Regions from separate parts of the Homo sapiens genome. Here region 2 is linked to region 1. A link is an interaction called in ENCODE POLR2A ChIA-PET data of the cell type or tissue named here. Cell type or tissue: PC-9. All regions are shown on one strand.

Region 1 (2,500 bases):
ATTGCTCTAACACTGTGTCCTTTGTCACTGTACTAGACTGGACAGTCAAAGACAAGCGGCCAGGCACAGTGACTCATGCCTGTGATCCCAGCAATCTGGGAGACTGAGGCGGGAGGATTGCTTGAGGCCAGGAGTTTGAGACAGCCTGGGCAACATAGTGAGACCCCATCTCTACAAGAAACATTTAAAAATAAAAATAGTTCATAAAAAATATGGAAGAGGGAAGGAAAGAAAGAAATTTTAAAATTTAAGAATAGTAATAATAAAATAAAATAAAAACAAGCCAGGTGCAGTGGCTCATGCCTATAATCCCAACACTTTGGGAGGCCAAGGTGGGAGAATCACTTGAGCCCAGGAGTTCGAGACCAGCCTGGGCAACGTAAGGAGACTCCCCAGCTCTACAAATAATGAAACAAAAAAAAAAAAAATAGGCAGCTGCGGTGGCGTGTATCTGTGGTCCCAGCTACTCAGGAAGCTGAGGTGGGAGAATTGTTCAAGCCTGGGAGGTTTAGGCTACAGTGAGCCACGAATGCACCACTGCACTCCAGCCTGGGCAACAAGTGAGACCCTGTCTGAAAAATAAAAAATAAAAAGAAAGAGCTCCAAGGCTCTTAAAACAGTACTCTCCAAAATTCTGTGATGACTTTCTCTACTCAAAAATAATAAAAAATTAGCATGCACCATATACATGTACACACACACAGACACACACACAATGATACAAATATATTGTGTACATTATTAAACAATTGAAATGGTTGTATTAATAATAAACAGAAATATATGTAGAAATATAAATAGAAGTTGTAATTGTTTCTTCCTTCATCCCAGTGGACTATCTTGCTTACATCCTGTGGATACATGTGCCCCCCTTTGGAGATAATTTCTCTAAAGGCTTTGTGAGTGCAAGTGAAGAAAGGTAAATAAACGGCTAAAAATACCCTTATTTGCTTTCAGGAAAAAAGTTCGATTTAAATAGAATTTATCCATCTTAGTTTTCAAACCACTTGAGGGCCAAAAGAAAATAAACAAATGTATTTGTTTCAGCCTTAAGACTGGAAGAAGGAACTATACAGAGGAGGAAAATGTGTAATTAATATAGAACAAAGTCAAGCTTAAAGGGTTTATCAGACTTGCCGTCAATACGGTAGACCGAACAGAAGCAAGAAACCACCTCCAAATACATAGGCAAACCAGGTAAAATACAAGGAAAATGATTCACAGCCAAGTTTAAAAGCTAAACAAGAGGAAATTGTAGGTGCCAGAAACAAAGAAGGAACTAACTAGGAGGGTGGAGGGTGGGAGATGATGCCACAGAGCCCCATCTCTGCCTTGGGTGCTACAGGCTTAGGCAAACCTGGACTAGGAGGAGAGCCATAGGACCCAGCATGGCACAAGGAGCTGGAACTTGAGAGCTAGGAATGGGCAATTTGGGCCACAAAAAGGGCCTGGAAATTCTACCCACTCTACCCACTGACCCTAGGGAGTGGAGGAAAAGCAGGATAGCTGCCTTGAGCTTTGAGAGAAAAGAGAGTCATCCAGGAAAAGTTAAAACACCAAGCTGTGTCCAGGTGTGGAGTGCAAATTCACACTGCCCACCACTACCACAACACAGACAATGGCTTTGGAACCAGAAACTCTGGCAGAGACAAACATGAAATTCCCACTAGAGACCTAAGAAAGCCTAAGTGGTTGCGTGAGCCAATATGAGCGCTCTTTTTTTTTTTTTTTTTTGAGACAGAGTCTCGCTCAGTCACCCAGGCTGGAGTGCAGTGGTGCAATCTTGGCTCACTGCAACCTCCGCCTCCCGGTTTCAAGTGATTCTCCTGCCTCAGCTTCCCAAGTAGCTGGGACTACAGGTGCCTGCCACCACGCCCAGCTAATTTTTGTATTTTTTTAGTTGAGACGGGGTTTCACCATGTTAGCCAGGCTGGTCCTGAACTACTGACCTCAAGTGATCTGCCCACCTCGGCCTCCCAAAGTTCTGGGATTACAGGTGTGAGCCACCATGCCCAGCCTAGAATACGAGTTCTTTAGCTGTTTTTAGAAAGAACTGTATATGACTGAGCTAGGAGGGTGGTGGCACACCAATCCACAGTGGAGGGTGTCACAGTGAGGACAAGATTGCTGTAAGCCAGGCTGCAAAGGGCGCCTCAAACCAGAGAAATCAGTGGTAAGCCAGTGAGACAGTGAGGCTCCAGCAGTCGGCAGGTGAGGGGATGGCCCCTCCAGGGTCTTGGGTGACATTTGCAACTGGTTAGCTCAGCTGGCGAGGGCCCCATGTTCATGAGGCTGATTTCATGGGCTTGATCCCTGTGTGGGCTCTGAGCTCTGCTTTCGTCCATGGCCCAAGACTGAACTTCTAACTTTATCCAGCTGTTTTGCAGATGTATGTCACTGGTCACAAGAGGGATCAAGGGGCAGTGCCGTTGGAAGTATATACAATAAACAAAGCTACCGACAAGCATGGGAAAGAAGTGGAAATAGTCAACCTTTGAAA
Region 2 (2,500 bases), 120 kb before region 1:
AAGTATTTTTGAGTGTCTCCTATGCTAGACAATGGAAGGGATAAAGATTATTCATACGTGTGTGTGTGTGTGTGTGTGTACGTGCCCATAAATAGTCCTTGGCTTTCTGTCTAGTAAGGTAGGTAAGACAATACAGTGATAAATGCCTTGTGAGTTGTAAGCCGAGTGCTATAGAGGCTCAGAGGAGGGAAAGGTCACTTCCTGCTGAGTGAGCTCTTACGAGTATGTGGCAAGGTGATACGTTAGAGAATGCAAGACTAAGAGTTTGTCAAGTTAAGTAATTAAGGCAACATTAAGAGGTAGTGAGTTGGTGTCCAGTGCTAGAGCAAGGAGTTTCAGCTTTAGTTAGGAAGCAATGGGGAGCCACTGACTTTTTTTTTTCTTTTTGATCAAAAAGTCTTATCTGGGAAAATGTATCTGGCAGTAATGTGTAATTTCAATTTTTTTTAAAAAAAATTGGTTCTTGGATAGTCTTTTAGGCTTCTTTTGTATGAAACAAAGCCATGTTTATAAATAAGTGAATTATGAAATGGATTCATTTCCAATCTTTTTAAAAGGTAGTCAGAAACTATCTTCAGATGCAATTAGATACAGTAAGATAGGCTGCATAGTTAAGATGTAAGCAGTTTACACAGTGGGATAAAAATGCTACTTTTCATACTTTCTCAAACCATTTTTAGGGGTATTTTTGTGTCAGCCATCCTGCTATCTCATTTGTCCAATTAAAGCAAGGAAGAAATCCTCCATTCTCCTTTTTTCCCCATTCTTGGATAGAATGAATGTCTATAGTGAAAAGAACTCATCAGTAGTCCTCTCAGATTTGGTCTGAATTTCACCAAATATTTGTATAATTGCAAAAAACTTGTTTCTCAGCCTTCTCCTTTAGGGGGAAAACAAATAGAGGGCATGATGGCCTACCTCCCTGCATTGTGGTGAGGGTCAGCTGATACAAAATAAAGTGTTAAGTGTAATTACCCTGAAATGTTTGTAATTAATGGAGAAATGAAGTGTAGACACTTTGTTAGTAGAAACCACTGTGGTTTGGAAATGCAGTGTTTCAATAATAAAGACTGGATAAATAAGGTTGTGGTTTGGAAATGCAGTGTTTCAATAATAAAGACTGGATAAATAAGGTTGTGGTTTGGAAATGCAGTGTTTCAATAATAAAGACTGGATAAATAAGGTTGGCTAGTGTTTTCCATTCTTCAGGGAATTTACAACACAAGATGATCCCCACCTCTCACTATTAAGGAAGTAGCATTTCCTACAAATTTACCTCATGATTAATTGTGTTTTTTTACAACAACACAACAAAAAAAGATGTGTTTTTCAGGAGGTTGGAAATGCGAATCCTGGCTTAGTTACTAACTTGCCATGCCACCAGACAAATCAGGTGTTCCTTTTTGTCCCTCATTTTCTGACTAGATTGCCTAAAGCTTCCCTAGCCGAAAGAAACTACCTGCCACGTCAATAACATGCAACTGTGGGTGACTCAGGGACATATAACCTAAAGCTACTGGGTAAAATATTTTAAGAATGAGACTTGGGAAGCTGAACAGCATACTGATTTGCCGTCTTCTTCCGCCATTGTATTGACCAGGCAAGTCCACGCCTGAGTTCAGAGTTGCAGTGGGCAGGAGAGATGTGTGTCCAGGAAGAAATTGTGGCTTCTGCTCTGAAGATCTGGTCACATCTCGGGTCAATTGCAGTTTGAAGAACCTAGGAAAGACTGTATTTGGTTCTAATCTTGGTGATATTTGGGCCTCTTCTAAGAGGTATTCAGTGTCTCTCTTGAGAAGGCTTAGGCCTTCCTGGCAGCCCTGACTGCCTTCATTTCTCTTGGAACTTCCAGGTCCAGGCCTGCTCTGAATCCTCCTTTCTGGTCCTGGATACAGAGAGTGTATGTCTTAACACCAAAAAAAAGAAAAGAAAAGAAAAGAAAACAATGGTGGATTTTTATTCCATGATGAATTCATGGTAAAGATTTAATAATAGCCAATGAAATAAGTTGTTTTTTTGAAAATGTATTTTGGGTTTCAGAGCAAGGATTTTCTTTTTCTGCTTCTGACCCAAACATGAAGAAAAGTTCAGAATAGTCCTTGAAAATGTCAGTTCATGCTACTATTAATTGAAAGCATTTCTTTTATCTGATGTTGGGGCTGCATCTGACTAGATCCTCTCCAGGCTTAAAAAGTTAGGAGCACAGTTTTAGAAATGAGAAATTATTTTGAATGTTTTCCTTTTGCCATACCTTTTAGGTGACAGAAAGAGCTTCCTGCGTTGAATTGAATCAAATCGAAGCATACCCAGTAAAATATAATAGCCCCTGGCTTGACAGCTAGAATTGAGTTGGAAACCAGAAGGTTCCTGGCTGAGTTTTTTAAGTCTGAAAACCTCCAAACCACCTTGGCCAGTACTAGTATTATAGAAACATACTATAAAACATGAGGGCTGGGGCCTCTCTGCAGTTTCAAGAATCTGCTGTTATTTCTCAGCACAT

The links. ChIA-PET counts read pairs that join two places held together with the same protein. Peaks named below come from ENCODE experiments on the same cell type or tissue, not always from the same donor. Only the 100,000 strongest peaks of a DNase experiment are listed, where the experiment ranks them.
Region 2: POLR2A ChIA-PET joins it to region 1 with 23 read pairs; 3 of 35 experiments call an interaction of 5 or more read pairs at or near these places.

Annotation. Positions count from the first base shown.
Region 1 is chr7:130,301,723-130,304,222 of GRCh38, reverse strand. The region is part of intron 4 of CPA4 (carboxypeptidase A4); the gene reads right to left. Among named protein-coding and RNA genes, the nearest start is that of CPA4, 9.8 kb to the right of the region's middle. In PC-9, no CTCF peak of the experiment used is centred here; no DNase peak of the experiment used is centred here.
Region 2 is chr7:130,417,530-130,420,029 of GRCh38, reverse strand. The region is part of intron 2 of CEP41 (centrosomal protein 41); the gene reads left to right. Among named protein-coding and RNA genes, the nearest start is that of CEP41, 22 kb to the left of the region's middle. In PC-9, no CTCF peak of the experiment used is centred here; no DNase peak of the experiment used is centred here; H3K27ac peaks cover 1,289 bases.